2 separate regions of the Homo sapiens genome follow, and region 1 is linked to region 2. A link is a loop called in an ENCODE intact Hi-C map of the cell type or tissue named here. Cell type or tissue: dorsolateral prefrontal cortex. All regions are shown on one strand. Links, peaks and the distances in the headings refer to the core of each region. The heading gives the core; the rest is flanking DNA.

Region 1 (11,013 bases), core at 1,971-9,970, 60 kb after region 2:
CAGCAAATTGTGGGAAGGTAAATTTTTGGGAAAAGTTAATGGAAGATGTTGGGCACGGTGTCTCACGTCTGTAATCCCAGCACTTCGGGAGACCGAGGCGAGTGGATCACCCGTGGTCAGGAGTTCAAGACCACTCCAGCCAACATGGTGAAAGCCTGTGTCTACTAAAAACACAAAATATTAGCTGGGCATGGTGGGATGCACCTGTATACCCGCTACTCCGGAGGATGAGGCGGGAGAATTGCTTGAACCTGGGAGGCACAGGTTGCAGTGAGCCAAGATCATCAAGATCATGCCACTGCACTCCAGCCTGGGTGACAGAGTGAGACTCTGTCTCAAAAAAAAAAAAAAAAAGAAAGAAAGAGAGAGAGAGAGAGAGAAAGAAAGAAAGAAAAGAAAGAAGAAAGAAAGAAAAGAAAAGTTAATGGAGGATGAGGTCTAGTTAGTAGGTTTGTTTTATATACTATGTAGATTCCTCTCTGGTGCCTTCCTTGGGCTGGTAGACTTTATAGCTGTTTCTGGTGATATAGAATCATCCTGCCCTTCCTGATAGAGGGGGAGGATAACAGAGAGTTTTTCTCGTGTCTTCTTGTGTTTTGTTTTGTTTTGTTTTGTTTTGTTTTGTTTTGTTTAATTGCCTTTGACTCAAAATAGTCCTTAGGCCAGAGTGACATATTTTGGGGTGACATCCTCTGAACCTTTTCAAATATAAGGTCTGCCTCCTTCTTTCTACTTCATAACATAAAGTCTTCTTTCTCTTCCATGAATATTACAATTCCTGCCTGAGTCTTACAAGGCCCTCCTCTTCCCTGTAGGTCAGGACACAATTGGTCCTTTGAATTGAGGTGTGGTAGTAGCCAAGCTTTCAGGAGTGAGGTTTCCACCTTTCATCTTGTTTCTAAAAGTAAATATCTAGTAAATGATAAAGCTGTGTTTTTAGTTGTAAGTCTATGGTGATTGTATAGCACAGAATGATTCTAATGTATTATTTTAGCAATGAAGACAAGCAGATTTGATGCAGAAATCCTTGACATAAGGAGCCAAAATATTTATGTTGCCCTTAGGGGATAGATATTAAATATATCTACCCATACTAAACTTTTTTTTTTTAAGAGATGGAGTTTTGCTGTGTTGCCCAGGCTGGCCTTGAACTCCTGGACTCCTCAAGCAATCCTCCTGCCTCAGCCTCCTGAGTAGCTGGGATTACAGGTACATGTCACTATGCCCAACTTTCCCAAATTAAGCTTTAACAAATCTTCTCAATAATGTTTTCCTAAATTATTCTTGAATACAGTCATGTAGAACATATAACAATTATGAAGTTTTAAAAGTCTTTATAATTCAGGAAATTTTGAATTAATAAAAACAAAGGAAACTTTTTGTTTTTTGAGACAGAGTCTCATTCGGTCTCCCAGGCTGGAGTGCAGTGGCATGATCTCGGGTTCAAGGGATTCTCCTGCCTCAGTCTCCCGAGTAACTGGGATTACAGGTGCTTGCCAGGAAATAAAGGCAATAAAAGGTCATTGCTAATTATCTGCTCTAGGTTTAAAAAGTTCATCTAAACTTTTCAAGTATCTTTTTTTCCCTGAAGCCTACATTTTGTTATTACTTTAGTTGGAAAACGACTGCAGTCAATGACTCCTCATTCCCTCACCATTCTGACATGCACTCCAGCATCTCTTTGCCATTATTTCAGCAAAGATAGATATAATATGCTATAGAAGAAAAAGAGTAGCAACCTTAACTTAAGAGTTGAGTTCCTATTGTAAAATAAAGACATTACTGAGACTGGGTTTCAAACAAATATATTTTTAAGCTCCACTCCTGTGGATTTTTTTGTTTTGTTTTGTTTTGTTTTTGTCTTGGTCTCTTTGTTGATCCTGTCAGCCAATGGTTTCTCACTTGCCTGTCAGAGCTGAAGAGTCCATTCCTTGTCAATTCAGATGCGAAGTGGAACAAACGTCCTTTAGTAACAAAACGAATCCGAAATGAAAAAGGATATGTTACTGCTGACTGTGGTGGTTGTCAATAAAGATGTTTTCATAGCAACTATTCCTTCAAAATACAATGAACATCTGCAATAGTCTTTTACCCAAATGACAAATTCCTTTCCTACTAAATCATGTCTTTACAAAATTAGAAGGCTCTATTTTAAACCTTGAATTACTTGACATTGAAGGTAATGCTAATTACAATAAAATCTCCCACTTACATAATTATTAATTCAAATTTGCACCTTTTTCCTGAATTTTACCTGCTTAGAAATCCTTATGGTGCTAATGATGAACATAACGATTAAGAATTTTGTTGCTGAAATCTCTCTATGCCTCAGTTTAACCATGTTAAAAATTGATAAGATAATACTTAATTGATAGAAACTGTGATAATAAAATAACACCACAAATGTGATTACAACAGAACATGGCAAAATAAATGCTAGCTAAATTTTTAAATCATGGTTTAAAGATATAATTTGTGTTACTTTAATTAAATAATTGATAAATAGATTTCTTGCCTTGACATTAACCTTGAGTATTCATATTTCTGCAAGTAGGAGAGGAAGGATGTGATGTCTTTCCCCATCCGTCATAAGGGTCATGGCCAACACTCCTATAACAAAAGGTAGGCTAACGAGAAAAAAGCATGACAAATATTTAATCATGCTTTTACGTGACAGAGAAGCCTTCTGAAAGAAGGCTCAAAGAACCAGGGAAAACTATCCATCTTTATGCTTAGATTCAATGGAGTGGACAGTTGTGTAGAAATGTGATCGGACAAAGGAAGAATTATCTAATAGTAATGGACTGCGTGTGGAAACCCATAAGAACTGTCTATTCTGATTCTTCTTGGCCTCTCTGTGTGGCATTTCTTCCTCCTGGGTATGGGGCATGACTCCTTCTGGAATTAGGGTTTGATGACCTACTATCAAATAAGGGGAGGTCAGAGAATGTCTTTATGGCCAGCTCCTAGATAGAAAGGCAGGACAAGGTTAGACTAATCATTCTAGCTTTTATTTTTGGCTTTGAGGAAAAGCAGATATGGTTTGTATGACCCACCTTAGGGAAGAGGAATTCCAGTTTTTATGGTTCACCTTGAGGGAGAATGAGGGGCAAAAGACATCTGAATCCTTCACTTCAGGGTATCATTTTCTGAGGCTCAATATGGACAAGTATTTATAACTAGGTGCTTAATATGGCCTTTTGAGATACACAGTTCCTATGCTGCAATCTCACAGGCAATGAATGGTCTTTATAAAAGTGTGTTAAAGTTGAAAAAAAAGCAACAAAACAAACAAAAACCTGAAGAAATATTCCTCATTGAAGGTCCAGCTTACATTAAAAAGAAAACTATAATAATTTATTCTCTTGAGAAGGGTTGTATAGCAAAGGAAAATTCTTGAATGTTCCCTCTGCTTGCCCCATGCATCAATTCTATTGATATTAAAGTAGGCCTAGCAAATGTACTTCCATTCTCACTGACTCAGTCTTTGTAATTCAACACCAATTCTGAAAAATACTTAGAAATTATTTCAGTAAACAGCTCTTATAAGTGCTACATGCATAACAATATTTCAATATCAGAGACTTCTATCCCATGAGAAGATATTTTCAACCTAAAATTTATTATAAATGACCTAACAAAGAACTATTTTTTCAGTAATTGGCTATTATGGTTCAATCTGTTATACCCACTTTACACTAGAAACTATCCTATATTTTCTTGTTGCCTACGTAAAAGTGGGCACGAAAAGGTTAAACAGTAAACTTCCTGACTCCTGCCAGCCAAGGGAAGACTACTGGTGTTACCTACGAAGTGTCATGGCATTCTCATTTCTGAATAATGAGGGAAATCTGCTTTCAATACAAACCCCCATAAGACAGTCACTCTTCCAGACAAATTAAGCTAAATAATCCATCATGACAGCTGAGAAGACAATGTGCAAAATGTCAGTGGAGGCCAGGGAGAGAAAGGCAGAGATGGACTGTAAGAGCTGCAGCATGATGCAAATACTGAGAAAAGACATTCTCTGTTAATACAGCTCTTAATTGTAGGCATTTTTTACAGAACATATTGAGAGTGAAGCAAAGCTTCCTTAGCAGTACTCTGATGTCTTCTCAGCAGGATAATGTAGGGTAATTCACAGTGAAGGCAAGGGGTTAGGAAAGTCACAGCCCTAAAAATCAATGGGCTGCTTACAGGGAAGAAGGTGCAACAGATCTTGGAGAGCACAGAAAAGAAGAGATGAGCAGCCTGTATTGAACAGAAACCAAAATATTAGTTAGATATATCCAGCAAAGCCATTCCACAAGTTCGTTAGTGAGTAGGTGCCAAAAGCCAACTGTAAATCCTAGATACTTGTACATATGCATGCTTATATTACTTATATTTTAAGCAGTCATATCCTCAAGCTATATTATGAGTTCAGTCATTCTAAAAAGATGCTTCCATTGTCTTCTTGGCACTTACTCAGAATCTTCAGTTATCTTATTCATACTGTGTGCTTACTGGTTGTCTTAACAGGTGAGGGCAGGGGCCCTGTCTTATTCACCTCCATATCTCCAGGATATAGAATAGTGCTTGGCACACAGCAGGAACTCAATAAATATTCATACTATTTTGAGTCCCTTAATCCTCATATCAACTACAGGATTTAGATTTTATTGTTATCTCCATTTTACAGATGAGGAAAATGAGGAACAGAGAAATTAAGTAATTTGCCCAAGCTATGCATGAATAAGTGGCAGAGTCAGGATTTGAAGCCAGGCAGTCAATCCCTAGAATTTACACTCCAACAACTACTGCCTCTAGTGGTTATGTATGTATTTATACACGTATATATTTGCAGAAATAATTGAAACTTATTTCTGCCTAGGTGCATGATATATTAAAGCATCACTAAATCCTTCTGAATATAATTCAAACTTCTTCCTACCATAGACAAAGTAATGGCCTATAGTGAACATAATGATTATCCCATCATACACCTTGTACTGTATTAGTTTTCTTTGCAATCTCAATTACACTTGCATTTTTATTATCATGGTTTTATAAAACTTTATGACTGGAAAGTACCGTATTCATAAAGAGTTGTGCCTCATATATGTTAGACATATATGCATTTTTATTAGTAATTATAACTTTTATGCAGCCAGATAGCCCCAGGTTTATGATTCCACATCTTTTGTGTTGTGTCATCTTTTGTAGCTAGTTGATATTGTAATGTTTGCTGACTTAATTCATTCAGTTATTAATTTCTATAAACTAGAATTTAGGGGACATTTCAATGGACTATGGAGAGAAAATAACTGAAAATTGGAAATTAAGAGCATCTGAGAAAATTCAAGTTGTTTGTACATCCTGGACATAAATCTCAGGAAAACTGACATATTTTCCTTCCTTGTCAAGTCATACAACCAATGCTATCACTAAAACTGGTCTAACATTTAAACATTCAGACAATCAGTTTAGTCAATGCTTCAATAAGTTTACTGAACTAGCAGTTTCTTACCAACTAGTTACAGAACAGTCACAGCTGAAAATGATCTATACATTGTATTATAAATGGGATTAATTATTCTGCCAGACAACCCCAGGTGTGCCAAATAACCCAACCCCTTCCTCCAAGACACTCATTGAGAAACTAGACAGCATCTGAGCATTGTAGGAACAAACACTGAAGTAAATGGATTCTAAATCCCTTTGAGTTCTAAAATGCTGTAGAGATCTGAGAAGCCCACAACCTTATAACAGCAGGCAACATAGATTACGCTTAAAAAGCAACATACTTTCAATTGATTGATAAACCCTTTTGTTGTTCATTTATTGCAAATAGGTTTTAGAGCTCAATTCACACTTTTGTGAATAAACATTGAAAATATTTGATTCAATGGTTATATTTCTGCCTGACATGAGGAAATTATAGAATCTATTAACCTTAACAATTTAATTAGCATGTCCCAGACTTAATCACTCACTATCTGGGTAGAATTGGCCCAATTAGTTAACCACTCTAAACCACAGTTTCCTCATCTGTAAAATGGGATGGAAAATAATAACAACTCATAGGGTTGTTAAGAGGAATACATAAATTATTCATGTGCCCTGTATGGCACACAATAAGTCCTTATTAAATGAACCGGTTGTAGAACTGTATTAAGAACAAGTAGTAGTAGCTTCCATATTTAGAGAGCCATCAATTCTGTTTTCCAACAGCTCCATTAGTGAGAATTGTGCTGTGTGTTTTCCCCCCACCCCGCCCCACTACAACTGCATTGCTATATGCAAGGATATAACTTCTGTCTCTAAAACTATTCAAATAGTGAGCCTGGGAAAAACAAACTTAGGTCAAAAGAGTTTGACTAAACTGGCTGAGAACATTTAAGTTGGATAAAAATAGATGTATTTTGTTTGTATAAATAGATTTTGGTCATGAGAAAGAAATAAAGAGGTTCCTCTCAAAAGAAAGCCTGGTTTAGCAGTCAGTAAACATTGGGAAGAGTCAGCAGTTGACTTCCCCACTGTGTGGAAGAAACTGCCAAAAGCCCATCCAGAATTAGGTGTGTGGGAGGGAAGAACAAAGGAGAGGCAAACAAGAAGCTGTCACTATTCACCACTTTCACCTTGAATAACCTTTAATTGAAAAATAAAGTTGCCAAAACAAGGAGTAAAAGAAAAACTACCATTTTATTCCCTCCTTGAGATTGAATTAGAGGGAAACATACTGACCACAGTAATCCCAAGGTTGGACTCACATGATGGCAAATGTCACTTAGTTCTAAAGCTCTAATTAGAAACAGGGCTGAAGTTTTAGCCAGCTCCTGCTACTAGAAATAAAACATGAGGCAACAGCAACCCAAGCCCTGGACACCCCCTGACAGTGAACTCTGAGGTGCTTTCTGAGTGAGTTGAGTATAAAGCTGACAGAGCCTAGAGAATTCATACTTGAGCAAATATTGGGAAAGAATAAACTGGGTCAGTTACCACCTGTTTCTAGATTTTATTTTTTTCTAGACTTCAACTAAGATTGTCTTTCACATTAATAAGAAGAACGATGAACATAATCTATTTCATCCAACTTCTACATTCCAGGCACAGTATCAACCACTTTATTACATTTTATCTTCTGTAATATTCACAGTGTTATTGGGTAGATTAAACAACTTGCCCAAGTTCACACAACTGGTGACTGGCAGAAATGGGATTTGAACTTATTTGATGCCAGAGGAGGTGTATCCTTTAATATTTTAGAATAACTTATTTATTTCATTATATTTTATGAACCTTGAAATATGTTTATTGTAAAAAAAAAACGCAGAAAATACAGACAGGCTAAGTAAAATGTGTCTTTACATTAAAGTATTTAATTTGCAAAAGAACAGTTGTTATTTTAAAATCCTACCCCACAGTTTTTCATATTTCTCTTTCTATGTAGGGTTAATCTCATCAGGAATTTCTCTTATCCATCCACAGTTTGTAGGACAATTCTTTGCACATAATGGGCACTCAAATGTACGCAGATCATATTAGTCCAAGAAAAAGCTGCTTGTTGGGGCTACCAAGCCAGCATGGTAACACCTTACAATCACCCTTTCTACCTGCAGTCACATTGTTCCCAGAGTGGGGTGGTGATACTTGCCAGCTAGCCCAAGTTTCTGGATATAGACCTTTAACAACTTCACAAGTACCCTTAGAAAATTCGGTTAAGACCGAACATGGACATGCTTGCTCCATTTTTTTCCACTCTCAAAATATCCTTGAGCAGTAACTCATTCATAGATAAGAAAAACTTTTTCTCTTCAGTTTTTTCTTTTCTTTTTGAATATTCTTTGATTTTAGCAGAAATAGGCACAGTAAAAGAATAAATATAAGAGACGAAGAATAAAATTTATGAAATTTAGAAAGCTCATGTTAGAGAATTGTACTCTTTAGGTAGATCCTTATTTAAAGAATAATTAGAGGAAAGAAAACAAAAGATGAAAGAGTACAAATGAGATTCCTGAGCAGTTTTTTATTTTGATTGATAAACTTTTAAAATGTGTTTGAATTACAATATTTATATATCAGGAATATGAAAGGTTTAATCATAAAAATTACATAATATTTCTTCCAACATTTTCATCTTGTCCATTTCTTCATATCTATAGTGGAGAATTATCCCTCTGTAGGCAAGAAGAAGTCTTTATTCTCTTCGGAAGCTGCTCCTCTTGCACTCCAAAATATAGTTCTGATGGAAGCTGCCAATCACTTTATCCCATTCCCAGAACAGGCATGGTACCAGACTGAGGTCAATCCTATACTCCACCTTATTTGCCATGGAAAATAGCCTAGCGATACTTGCATGACTCAGGGCAGTTGGAGTAGTTTGATGGAATTTTTTAAACCACAGCTGACAGGAAGTAGCTCTGTTCCTTATTAGTTGCAAATGCTGCAAGCATATGACCCTAGAGTTATCTGTTGCCAGTTGTTGCCTTGTGGAGATCATAGGCTTAAGATGATGAAGGCAGCAATCAGCAATAAGCAGAGGTGTGCTTGTGTGTGTGTGTGTGTGTGTGTGTGTGTGTGTGTCAGAATGAGAGAGAGAGAAAAATTACTGCTTCTGAAACCAAATCCATTTCCAAGGTGTGGTTTTAGAAGCAAATAAATTGCCAATTTCAGAGCTGATTCAAGTTGAATTTTTGTCCTGTAACCAAAAGAGTCCTGACTAACAGCCAAAACTCAGGCTGTCAAGTAAACATAATCTGTAAGAATCCGCTTTCCAGCCTCCATTCCCCTTGACATCTTCCTGAAAGAAGATTTGTATAGGAAATGCTGACGTCTCTTTGGCAACTGCATAAAAATTATTGTATTCAACAAATTTATTATATGTCTCTTTGTGGCCAGGCAGCTTGCTTGGCACTGGAAATTGGCTAGGGAGATTGGGGCAAGAAAAATACCTCTCTCCATGGTGGAGGCATACATAAAAGCCGATTGCTACACAACTGCGTAAGAAGTGCTTTAATCAAAGCCTGAATAAAGTGTTGTGGAAACTCAAAGGAGCAAGCAAAATGCTTCACATGAAAGTTGGACATTCGAGTCAAAGACTCACAGGATTTTCCCAAGCAGAAAAGAAAGGAGAGGACATCATGGACAGAGGAAATAGCATGGTGCAAAGGCATGGTATGAAAAAAATACACGACAAATTTGTGGAATAACAGAACTTTTGATGTGATCACAGCATAATGTGGAGTTGGGTAACAGTGAGGGATTAGGCTAACCAGCTTGGCAGAATACTGACTAAAAATTCTTAAATGCTGTGCTAAGTTGTTAGAATTTTATCTTACAGGTTTTGAGAAGCCATCTGCAGCTCACAACTAGATGAGTGACACAATCAGATGTGCGTATGCAAGTAGGTAATGAACATCCATGTAACCATCACCCTGAGTCAATAACTATCCCTTCATGGGTGAAGTTGGGCAACTTTTCATATGGTTAACAACAATTGGCCAGGCACGGTGGCTCACACCTGTAATCCTAACACTTTGGGAGGCCGAGGTCGGTGGATCATTTGAGGTCAGGAGTTCGAAACCAGCCTGGCCAACATGGGGAAACCCTGTCTCTACTAAAACTACAAAAAAAAAAAAAATTAGCTGGGCATAGTAGCAAATGCCTGTAATCCCAGCTACTCAGGAGGCTGAGGCAGGAGAATTGCTTGAACCCAGGAGGAGGCAGAGGTTGCAGTGAGCCGAGACTGCACCACTGCCCTCCAGCTTGGGTGACAGAGCAAGACTCCATCTCAAAAAAAAAAAAATCCTTTTTTTTATTATCATCAATTTTCTGCAGACCAGTCCATTCTACTATAGAATTCCTGGCATTTTTCTTCTCAATCTTTAAAACTTTTTATGTTTTATGAATATCTTTGTATTGGGTATTAGTATTACTAACTTTTCTGGTATAGTTTGCAAGATATTTGTTCCCATGCTATGATTTGTATTTATTTCTTTGCTTATGTTATATTTTTACAGTGAAAAATTTTAAAAATTATATAACAAAATATATGTTATTTCTCTTGTGTCTTCTAGATTTTGAGTCATATTAAGCAATGTTTCCCCATTTTCAGAATATAGAAGAATTCATAACTGCTTTTTAAAAATACATGTACAGTTCCTTTTTAAAGCCTTGATTTAAATATCTGATCCATTGGGAATTTATCCTGGATTATGGTGTAAGAAATGGATCCAATTTTATCTTTCTCCATATGGCTATCCAGTTATCTCAGCAATGTTTATTTAACTGTCCATCTTCTACCCAGCAATTTGAGATGCTACCTATAAAGCATACTAAATGGTCACATGTGATTGTATCTTGTTTCTGAACTTTCTACCTTTTCATTAGTTTGTCTGCCTATTCATGTGCTAATATCAAACTGTTTAAATAATAAAGTTTTTAATAGTACTTTCTAAAGAAATCTGATATAGTTTTTCCTTCCAGCTGTTGTCCTGAACATTGCTTTTCTTTTTTAGAGTTTATCTGGTTATTCTTACTTGTTTTTAAATTCCTAATGAACTTTATAATCAATTTGTTTAACTCTAGAAAAAAGCCTGGAGACATTGAACTAAGATCAAATTTAATGTATTAAGTAAGTAAGAGGAACTAACGTCTTTATGATATTTCCTTCTCTCTCTCCCAGATGATGGTATTTCTTTTCATTTATTTGTGACTAGTTCTTTCAAAAGCACATTATAGTTTTGCTCTTATAAATATTAGACACTTCTGATTAAGTTGATGCCAAGGTGCTTTCTTCTTTTTTCTCTATTTTCTATCACAAATGAGATCTATTATTCATTTATATATTCTCACTGTTTTTGTTTATATATATGTATACATATATACTTATATATGCTATTGATTTTTACGTGCCATTTTATAACATTATTTTATCGAATTCTCTTATTGTTTGTTATATTTCCCCATGGATTCTTTTGAGCTTTCCAGATATATAATCACATGTCCTCTAAATAAATAGTTTTACCTCTG
Region 2 (11,013 bases), core at 1,394-9,393:
TCTCTCTTCTTTAGGAATTGAGAGAAATCTGTCTTACCATACTGGCCAAATTCCAATTGGATAATTACATTGTACTTTCTTAACGTGGCTCTATTTTCAGTTTGATTAGTAATTCCTCACTGTCTCACCCAAACATCTAGGAAGTTATTTCAAACAAATAGACTACCTGCTGCCTCTCAGTCCTGACGGAGTAGCACTGCAGTGGGAAATCAATTATTGTGGTCAGTGTAGCTTATAATTTCTAACATATTTGGAAGGTTTATAAGGTAATATTTAATTGCCTTTGCAGAGACAGAGACAATAGACCATAAATATGCATTATGATAACAGATGGTTTAGAGATTGGAAATAACACTAGAATCTTCCAGAGAATTAATACATTCTATATGCAAAGTATCTGTTTGTTTGATCAAAACTTCCGTGGGAATTGAATCCTTCTCTGTGTCCTACTCACAGTTGTATTCCTGGTACCTTGTAAAAAACTGACATATAGTTGACACACAGTGAATGTTCACTGAAGGGTAAAAAAGATGAGGGGAAGAAGACAAGAGGTTTATTTGGCCCCACATTACATACAGTCTAAGGACTATTTGCCCCCTTAAACATAAGTAAAAAAATCCTGGATTTGCCATTCTCAAATACCACCCCATTCAGGTTTTCAAGATCACTTGATAAAAGATCTAAAGCAAACTTCCCAGTCTTTCAGTGGGAATTCTTTGATTATTACATTATTAGTTTTGCCAGAGTCTAAGCAGCTCCAGTATGCCATCCACCCTAACCAATATATCCTTACATTCCCCATGCCATGCACACACACATTAATTTATGAATCATTCATTCAAAAATTATTGTTTTAATTATAAAACTTGCCCCTTTTTTTCCTCTAAATTAATAGCATTTATCTCTTCATCATTTATTTGAGCACCATATGCTCTGCTTTGTAAGGTTGGTATCATTTTCATATGTCTAGTTTTTTCCTCTCCAAATAACATAACCTTGATGATTAATGTCTATAACTCTTCATAACCCCCATAAATACCCAGGAAAATTATTTGCATGCATTTTGTTTCTACTTTAATGAGAATCTCATGGTGTTTAGGATATATAAAGGCTTACCTCAATATATTACAGGTTTGGCTCTATACCACTGCACTAAAGTGAATATTCCAATAAAATGAGTCACATGAATTTTTTGTTTCCCAGTGCATATAAAAGTTATATTTACACTATACCATAGTCTATTAAAGGTACAAAGACATTATGTCTGAAAAAGTAAAGCATATACCTTAATGTAGAAATACTTTATTGCTGAAAAATGCTAATGATCATCTGAGCCATCAGTGAGTCATAAGCTTTTTGTTGGTGGAGAATCTTGCCTTGATATTGATGGTTTCTAATAGACCAGGGTGGTGGTTGCTGAAGGATGGAGTGGCTGTGGCAATTTCTTAAAATAAGACAACAATGAAGTTTGCTGCATCCATGTACTCTTCTTTCCATGAACAATTTCTCTGTATCATGCAATGCTGTTTACCCACAGTACAACTTCTTTCAAAATTGGAGTCAGTCCTTTCAAACCCTACCACTGCTTTATCAACTAAGTTTCTGTCATAGTTTAAGTCCTTTGTTGTCATTTCAACGTTGTTCGCAGCATCTTCACCAGGAGTAGATCTCATCTCAAGAAACCACTTTCTTTGTTCATCCCTATGAAGCAACTCCTCATCCATTTAAATTTGATCATGAGATAGCAGCAATCTAGTCACATTTTCAGGGTTCACTTCTAATTCAAGTTCTCTTGCTGTTTCTACCACATCCACAGTTACTTCCTACAATGAAATTTTGAAACTGTCAGTTATAAAAGTCAGAATCAACTTCTTCCAGACCCCTGTTAATGTTGCTATTTTGATCTCCTTCCATGAAACATCAGTGTTTTTATTGGCATCTAGAATGCTGAATTCTTTCCAGAAGATTTTTTCTTTGCCCAGATTTTGGATCTGGGCAAAGAGGCCAGGAATTCTTCCTAACATCTGCAATGCCCAGGAGAGCTCCTCCACAACAAAGGATTATCCAGCCAAAATTGTCAATAGTGAAAAGGCTGAGAAATCCTATACTGGAGAAAGCATGTGGAAACAGAGAAGAAAAAAAAATTAAAAGACAGAATGGGAACATATTAGGTCAAAAGACAGAGGAGTCAAGCATATGAAATGGCTAAAAAAAAAAAGAAAAAGAAGAGAAATGAAAAGACATAGAACAATATATGTATGTATATAGGCTTTTAAATGGCTAGAAAATATTTGAACAATATCTTAGAAAGTGATAACGGCAGTTGCCTCTGGAACACGGGACAGAGGCTTTAGATGAAAGAGGAGTTTTCATTTCATATACTGCTCTGTAGTGTTTGGAATTTTACCTTGTATATGTATTGCTTTTTTAATTAAAATTGTTACTTAAAAATTAGAAAAAACTTTTAAAAAATACCATTAATAGGCCAGGCGCAGTGACTCATGCCTGTAATTCCAGCACTTTGAGAGGCCTACACAGGACAGTCCAGGAGTTCAAAACCACCCTGGGTAACATAATGAGACCTTGTTTCTTATTTAAGAAAAAGTCATTAATAATAGAATTAATTAGCAAATTTGAAATCACCCAGAGAATAATTCAGTACTATCATTATATTGTTACTTTCTTAAATTATGTGATAAAATTGTATCTTTCTTCAAAAATAGCATATGTGATTTAGCAGTGGGGAAAAATAAAACCTGCTTTGCTTTCTCTTGCTTCTAGAAAAACGGAGTGACTTGAGATCTTTTGCTAAGACCTCTCAAGTCCACTCTTTCATTTTTTATTCCATGGCATCCACTCTTATTTGAGACTCTCATTACTGCTGTTGTAGACTATTTCAATAGCCTTCTAAACAGTTTCCAATCTCTCTCCAATCTAATCTATTTTATCTGCCACTGCCAAGATTAATCGCCTTAAAAACTTACTCTTAGATCATTCCAGTTCCTGTTCAAAGCCAGCCTTCAGTCACCTGTGCCCCATCCGCTGCTCAGCAGGGCATTGAGACCAGGCTTCACTCTGGTTGATTCCATATACACAACTCCTGCCCAGCCAAACTAAATACTCACTCTGTGTCTCACCTGTCCCCAGCTCTCTGCCTTTGTGAAGTCTCTTCCACAAGAAAAATCTCCTGCACTGAACCTCAGCTTTAATATCCCCAATTTCATCAAGGCATCATGACTACACCAACCAGAAGTAATCGTTCCTTCTTAAATTCCTGATACCTTGTGCCTTTCTTTATGGCACATATATCTTTTTATCTCATATTATTGTTATTTATGTGTCTAATATTCCCTGCCAGAATTTAAACCCTCCAAGATTGATTCTTACACATGTTTCCTATAGTGCCCAGCACTGTGCTTTCTGCTTAGGACCTACTGAATGAAGAAATGAATAAAATGAGATGCTCGATATTTATTACATTTATTTTTTATTTCAATTTGATATCCATTGCTTTTGTTGGTAAATTCCATTAACATAAAACACAGTAAAGGCTCATACAATAAACATGGATTATAGAAAGTGCTGAGAATCATTTTCTTCTCAGGCTCTATTTAAAATGCTCATCTACTTGCAGCGAGGATCCTGTTATAGAGAAGGTCTATTTTTGTAATGGAAATGGATGACTGTCAGCATTTGGATTAATAGATAATCCTCTTGGAAGGTGTAAGGGGAAGGAGAAAGAGAGTACTAAATCCTTCAGCATCAAGTACAAGCTTTAATAAAGGAGCCAATAAAATAAAGGAATTAAGAAGACACACCAAAAGCCATATTCAGGTCAGACTCAAGTGCTGTTGATTTATGCTGGACCTACTCTTACCCTCTGCCCTTGTTTGTTCTCTTTCTTCTTGCGCCTGTAAACTACAAGGCTCTATTTCTCTCATTGCCATAATTCCAATTCTTCTACTTTCTTGCCTGGATTACTGCAACAGCTAACAAAGTTCATCTTCCTGCCCCCAGCTGTTTGCTTATCTGATTCACCCTGCACAGCAGCTGCCACAGCTATCTTCTAAAATCAAAGCATTGTGTCCCATTACTTCTGGACAAATCCAGGCTCTCTAGCATCATCGTCAAAGCTCTTAAAATTATGTCCTCTCCTACTCCCCAACCTCCTCATAGCTCAGGCTCCAGCTGGACCTTCAAGAGATCCCCACTGGGGATGTAAAGTTTCTCTCACTTTACAAATGGAATCTTCTGCTTGGAATGTCCATCTTGCCTTCTCTGACTTTTCACTCTTACTAATTGTTTAAGAGCAAGTTGAAAGGTCGACACATCAGAGACGTTTGACCTGACATTCCTCTTCCTTCCTAAATGGTTTACTTTTCCTTATGTGGAATCTGGTAGCACTTTGCACACACCTCTGTTAGCACGTTTCATTTTCTCCTAGACTATTTGTTTACATACTTGTCTCTGAGCTCAGAGCTATTCAAAAGCATAGACATCTTTCTGTCCCCAGAACACAGAAGAGAATTTGTGGTGGGGGACAGGGTAGATACCGAGTGGGTGAGTGTTGTGAGTAAATTTCACTGTACCCCACCTGGCTACAAGCATGGGGACTTCTCTCATACTTCCTGCCCTCCCCACTGCAGCCACACAGCCCCTTCTTTGGGTCCTTAAGCATGCCCAGTTTGTATCTGCCTCTGCACTAGCTTTTCCTTCCATCTGAAATACTCTCCCTTTATTTCTTCCAGTGGCTGGCTCCTTTGTATTCCTTCATTCTCAGCTAAGATTTGCCCTCTGAGACCCACCTTTCTGAATAACCTGTGTCAAATAGCTCCTCTTCGCTGCCCCAGTCACTAACCAACATATCACCTTATCTTGTTAGCTTAGTTATACTTACTATACCCTGAAATTGTAGTCATTTATTGATTCACTTTTTTATTGTTCTTTTATTTGATGTCTGCTTTCCTCTCATTAGGAAGGAACTATTTAGTTCATCATAGTATACCTGGTGCATCTGGCTCATAGTAGGTGCTCAGCACATGAATGAATGAATGAATGAACCAATAAATGAATGTTTGCTGGTTTTGTAAAAAATCTATCCAGAAAAGCAAACAAAGAAACATTATTCCTATCGTAAGAGAACTCAAATTCTAGGAACTTTTATAAATTTCATGGGTGGGGCTGAAGCTAAAAATATTTTGGCAACTAAAGCACAGAGACACTTTTGGTATGCTAGGGTTCTGTTATAATACTCTCGTCATTTTGTTATTTTAAGCATGCCGTTCATGACGCAGAAATCTATTTAAATTGGCTGAATTTAGGAACAGTGCCACAGAGGAAGTAGTGGCCTACACTTGCATGATGGCTATCCTGCAAGCATGATGTTAATCTCAGATACTTAGAGCCTTTGGTGCCCTGCACAATACCGCATATGTAGTGGGTACTGAAGAAATATTTACTAAGTGACTGAATGAATGCCTTTGTAGTCTTGCCCTGCTTTTTTCAGAAGAGCTTGAATTATTGCCCAGTTCTTCTCTGGGGGAACCTAGGGTTTACTGGCCCTGTTCCCATCTCATCCATTGTAAAAATCCTGGCCTCATGCTGCCTGGAGGAAAGTAGGACCAGTCATTTGGCAGCACTGTCTGCTGTGGCCAGAAGGAAAAGGCTGCTTGGTGCCAGCAGATTTAAAAACAAAAAACTATTTGCCTTTGCTTGATTGTTTGAGAGAATAGCTAACTTTTCTCTAACCAACAAGACAAGCTCATCAGTGTAAGTCTCCTTCATACCCCTTTGCATTCTGATTCAATTTATCAAATATCTGAGTGCATACCTGGTACCCGGCAGTGTGCAAGGTGTTGTGCATAAGATAAGTAGAACAGGCAAAGTCCAGGCCTTGAAGAGTGTATGGCCTAGCAGGAAAGATGGTCTTGATTGTCTACTGCATGACATCGCCTGTTTCTCTGCATGACCTGATCTACTTCTAAGATTTTGTGGCTGCAGACACATGCTTGCTTAGACCACTTTCTGGTTATATTTTATTTTAATGAGACTGCTTGAAGTTTGTCTCAAGAAAAAAAGGCTTCATTTTCTTTTTTTCCCCTTAGTACCTGTGATGTGATTTCTTTTTCTTTTTTTTTCTTTTTTTTTCTTTTTTGTGAGATGGAGTCTCACTCTGTCACTCAGGCTGGAGTGCAGTGGCACAATCTTGGCTCACTGCAACCTCTGCCTCCTGGGTTCGAGCAATTCTCTGGCCTTAGCCTCCTGAGTAGCTGCTATTACAGGTGCATGCCACCACACCAGGCTAATTCTTGTACTTTTAGTAGAGACGGGGTTTCACCATGTGGGCCAGGCTGCTCTTGAACTCCTAACCTCAAGTGATCTGCCTGCCTCAGCCTCCCAAAGTGCTGGGATTACAGGTGTGAGCCACTATGCCCGGCCTTCTTATTTGTCCATTTTCTTCTACTTATGTATCCAATGGGATGGTGTTTTTCTGAAGGCTGATTGTCTTAAGGTCTCATTTACAGGTGTAGACATTTGCTATCCCTCATGTAGCAGTTAATCATGATATGGGAATCCAAACGTTGCATTCAATCTTTGCTGTCTTTGAAATAAATGCAATAGCACTAGTCTGCTGGATCCCATTCTCCTTACTCTTTTACTCAATCAGATTTTGAAGTCTTTTAGCACGTATGTGGCCTTTGCACTTTTTCCCTCTCTGCTGCTGTTGTCAATTTTCTTGGAACGTCTACTTTAGATTATTGTCTTATGTTTTATTTATTACAAGAATAAACTTAAAAAGAATTTGTTTTTGAGACAGGGTCTCACCCTGTGTCCAGGCTGGAGTGCAGTGGTGCGATCTTGGCTCACTGCAACCTCAACCTTCTTGAGCTCAGGTGATCCTCCCACCTCAGCCTCCTGAGTAGCTGGGACTACCACGCCCAGCTAGTTTTTGTAATTTTTTGTACAGATGGGGTTTTGCCATGTTGCCCAAGCTGGTATCCGACTCCTGGGCTCAAGCGATCAGCCCCAAGCGATCAGCCTGCCTCAGCCTCCCGTAGTGCTGGGACTACAGGCATGAGCCACAATGCCCGGCCTATTACAAGAATAAACTTTATAACCATAATTATGAACAGAGTTGTGGTCATAGTGCACATCAGATGACACTGAAAGACTTTATATACCCAAAGTCTTATAATATGAAATAGTTAACCACTTTCGTTCAACAATTACTGAAATCCTGTCTATGACAGTATACTGGGTTAAAGACTGGAAAATTGAACATTACCAGGAAACTCCCTCTACTAGGGTTAGCTCATTCTTTAGACCCTGCTATATGCCAGAAGACAAGGTTACTAAGAAAAATGACACAATCCTTGCCTTAAGGAAGTAGACTGTCCAGGAAGAGGGAAGCATCAGTGCAAATATGACATATTAGAAAGGCTTCAATAGAATTAGTTTCTGGGTTCAATAGGAGAGTGATCAGATCTACTTTAGTGATTTAGGAATTAGAGGAGAGCAGAAAAAGCCTCACAGAGCTAGATGCTGAGCTTCTAAACTAGATTAGGTGTCTTACTATACAACAAAAGTTGAGGGAGCTTCTAGGGAAACAAAGATACAGAAATGACAAAGCGTGCTATGTTGAGGCTGTTTCAGTTCATATAATTTGAAGCACGGCATATGGGGCAAAGAATGCTAATGGAAGGAAGCAAAGGCAGCCTGATGGAGGTCCTTATAGTTTATACTGAGCAGGTATGGAGGTTTGCAATATACTGAAGGTGAGGTGAGAGGGAGAGCAAGCAGGAGAGGGGATAAAATGTTTTAAGTGGAGTAGTGGCATAATTTGATTTGTATTTTGATAAGATCATCCCGGAGGAAGCTTTAAGGTGAACTGGAGGCAGTCAGGAGAGCATTTCTCTACTGCTGAGTCATGACACACTGTAACATCCATTGAAATTCATTCAAAAAGATGATTTGTATATGTTGCTAAGTTTAATTTTCTGATTTCTAAGGAATTTTATCTTCACGCTAATAGGTGAGCTTGGTCTATGATTTTCTTTCTTATATTGTTGGGTTTTTTTCATTTTTTACAGCAAAGTAAAATATCCACAGATGAGTTTGATAGCTTTTATTCTCTTTCTAATGTCTAGAACGGTTTTACAACAGGCAATCCTATCTGTTCCTTGAAGATTTGGTTAAAATCACCTAGAAAACCATCTAGGCTTGGAGTCTTTAATTTCAAGGATGGAGAAAGTTTTTGTATACTGATTCAATTACTTTAATGGTTACTGGATTATTCAAATATTCTATTTTTTTCCTTGACTCAATTTTATTTTTATTTATTTATTTATTTATTTTTATTTTTTTGAGACAGAGTCATGCACTGTCGCCCAGGCTCGAGTGCAGTGGCCGGATCTCGGCTCACTGCAAGCTCTGCCTCCTGGGTTCACGCCATTCTCCTGCCTCAGCCTCCCGAGTAGCTGGGACTACAGGCGCCCACCACCACGCCTGGCTAATTTTTTTTGTATTTTTAGTAGAGACGGGGTTTCACCGTGTTAGCCAGGGTGGTCCCGATCTCCTGACCTTGTAATCTGCCCACCTCGGCCTCCCAAAGTGCTGGGATTACAGGCGTGAGCCACCGCGCCCGGCCAAATTTTATAATTTACACATTTCTATAAAAGAGTCTAGCTCATGGTAAATCTCTTCATTTTCAAAATTATTCGCATAAAAAAGAACAAATACTTTTTTAGGATAGATGGAAATATTTTGGTTGTTTGTTTGTTTGTTTGTTTTTGAGATGGAGTTTCACTCTTGTCACCCAGACTGGAGTGCAATGGCATGTTCTCGGCTCACCGCAACCTCTGCCTCTCGGGTTCAAGAGATTCTCCTGTCTCAGCCTCCCTAGCAGCTGGGATCACAGGCACACGCCATCACGCCTGGCTAATTTTTTTGTATTTTTAGTAGAGACGGGGTTTCACCATGTTGGCCACCCTGGTCTCGAACTCCTGACCTCAGGTTATCTGCCCACCTTAGCCTCCCAAAGTGCTGGGATTACAGGTGTGAGCCACCGCGCCCGGCCAAATATTTTGTATTTTATTTGTGGAGAAAGGTTCACAGATATATGTATATCTATCAAAACTTATCAAATCATGTATAATAGATATTCATAGTAAATAACTTATAATCTCATAAAGTTAATTAACATTTACTGCAGAAAATTATACATAGTATTTTTTGTGATAAAAAATTATTTTCCATATTCTTGGGTATGTTCTTTTTTTGCTCTTAATATTGTTTATTTGGACAATCTCTTCTTTTTTTTAATGAATTTTGTTTAAAAGTTTGTCCAGTTCATTATCTTTTAAATAACTAGCTCTCTGAGAATAACCCTTAGCATCTTTGTTTTCTTTCTCTTTCTGCCGTAAGTACCTTGCAATATCCCTGCCACAACTACCACCACCATCATTTTGGTGGGGCAAGTGCGAACAGGCAATAAAGTAGGTGACTAGAGGATATTACAACATTTGGGACACAGGCTAGTAATAAAGGGATGATTTTTCTTGTTTCAAAGTGCCTACTGCAGCCAGCTGGTCAAGCCTCATAGCTATTGGAGGCAATTTCCTATGTGCAAATTGATGTAGTTGGAATATTATGTGGTGTCTTTGAGGAGAACCCCTTTTAGAATTCTTCAGAAGGGCTTAGCTGACAATGTGGATACTCATTACCCTGTAGGAACTGGGTTCTAGCACCTTTGTATTCAAGGTCATGATATTGGCTCTTGATGCTTAACTCACAGACTGATGAAAATGGGCAGCAGAATCTGAAAATAATACAGCATCAAATAGCTGCTAGTTAATATATTTTACTGTCTTAAAATTTATTTTTTAAATGTTTTCTTTTTTATTATTACTATTTTAAAATTAAAATTAGTATTATTTTATTTTACATAGAGATGAAGTCTCACTATATTGTCTAAGCTGGTCTTGAGTTTCTGGGCTCAAGTGATCCTCCTGCCTCAGCTTCCCTGAGTGCTGGGATAATAGGCATGAGCCACTGCGCCCAGCTACTGTCTTGAAATTTATGTGCTGATTTTACCAACTAAATATATTCGGTTACTTAACACAATTTAAATTTTTCTTAAAAAAAACACTACTCTTTTGGATTTGAGGGAGCTAATTATACTTTATTACTAAATGTGAAAACTTGATTGCTTTTTTATTTTTCTTCTAGTCAACAAATACATTCTAGAAGAAAACATCATAATATGTGAAATGGACTATTTAATAATGCACTACTTATATCTTAATACCAAATAAGATCTGAGGAAGTAATATTCCCATTAAAAGTATATTCAGAGATGCCATTGTTAGTTGTCTTGGGGCTTATTCAAAGTAATCAGGTCCTCTGTAACAGATGTACCAAAATGTTGAAAATCCTTCCTTATATGTACAAGATAATTATGTGCTTTTCAAAGCTTGAAGGAAAATGTATTTTGTGGGTAGAACTTGATACTTACAAAGTCTAACTAAGCAACCTAATGGGAAATCAATTGTGCTTTTAATGATGCTGGACATCAGCAACAAAGTTATTTATCTGAAATCTGAATTAGATCTCCTGGAATTGAAAGAGGGGTTATAAATTTGAGTAATTCTTTTTCTTACTCTCCTGTGCTCTTTCGAAAAATGTATTTGAGGCATCTTTTGTTTGTTTTGTTTCTTTCTTAGGGAAAAGTTGAAACCCCAAGATTGAATGCCATTTTATGGTTTGCTAGGGCTGCTGTAACAAGTAACAGGCTGAGTGGCTTAAAAAACAGAAATTTATTTTCTCACAGCTCTAGAGGCTGTAAGTCTGAAATAAAAGTGTCAGCAAGTTGGTTTCTTCTGAGGCCTCCCTTCTTGGTGTGTAGATGGCCGTCTGTCCCCTCTATCTTCACGTGGTATATTAGTCATATTTACATGATGGCAGTGGTGGCCTGTCTGGAGTGGCCGCTCCCATGACCCCGGCTACAGCAAGGGA

What was found. A loop is a pair of places that touch in the nucleus more often than their neighbours do. Peaks named below come from ENCODE experiments on the same cell type or tissue, not always from the same donor. Only the 100,000 strongest peaks of a DNase experiment are listed, where the experiment ranks them.
Region 1: it touches region 2 in a loop (2.0-fold over the local background); 4 of 110 quality-filtered maps call a loop at or near these places.

Annotation. Positions count from the first base shown.
Region 1 is chr3:167,868,351-167,879,363 of GRCh38, forward strand. No RefSeq gene overlaps it. Among named protein-coding and RNA genes, the nearest start is that of SERPINI1, 140 kb to the left of the region's middle. In dorsolateral prefrontal cortex, for the core only: no CTCF peak of the experiment used is centred there; no DNase peak of the experiment used is centred there; H3K27ac peaks cover 1,466 bases.
Region 2 is chr3:167,809,252-167,820,264 of GRCh38, forward strand. All of the region lies in intron 6 of SERPINI1 (serpin family I member 1), which reads left to right. Among named protein-coding and RNA genes, the nearest start is that of SERPINI1, 79 kb to the left of the region's middle. RefSeq lists a silencer at 6,856-7,055. In dorsolateral prefrontal cortex, for the core only: a CTCF peak has its summit at 5,482; a DNase peak (open chromatin) is centred at 5,590; H3K4me3 peaks cover 719 bases; H3K27ac peaks cover 6,405 bases.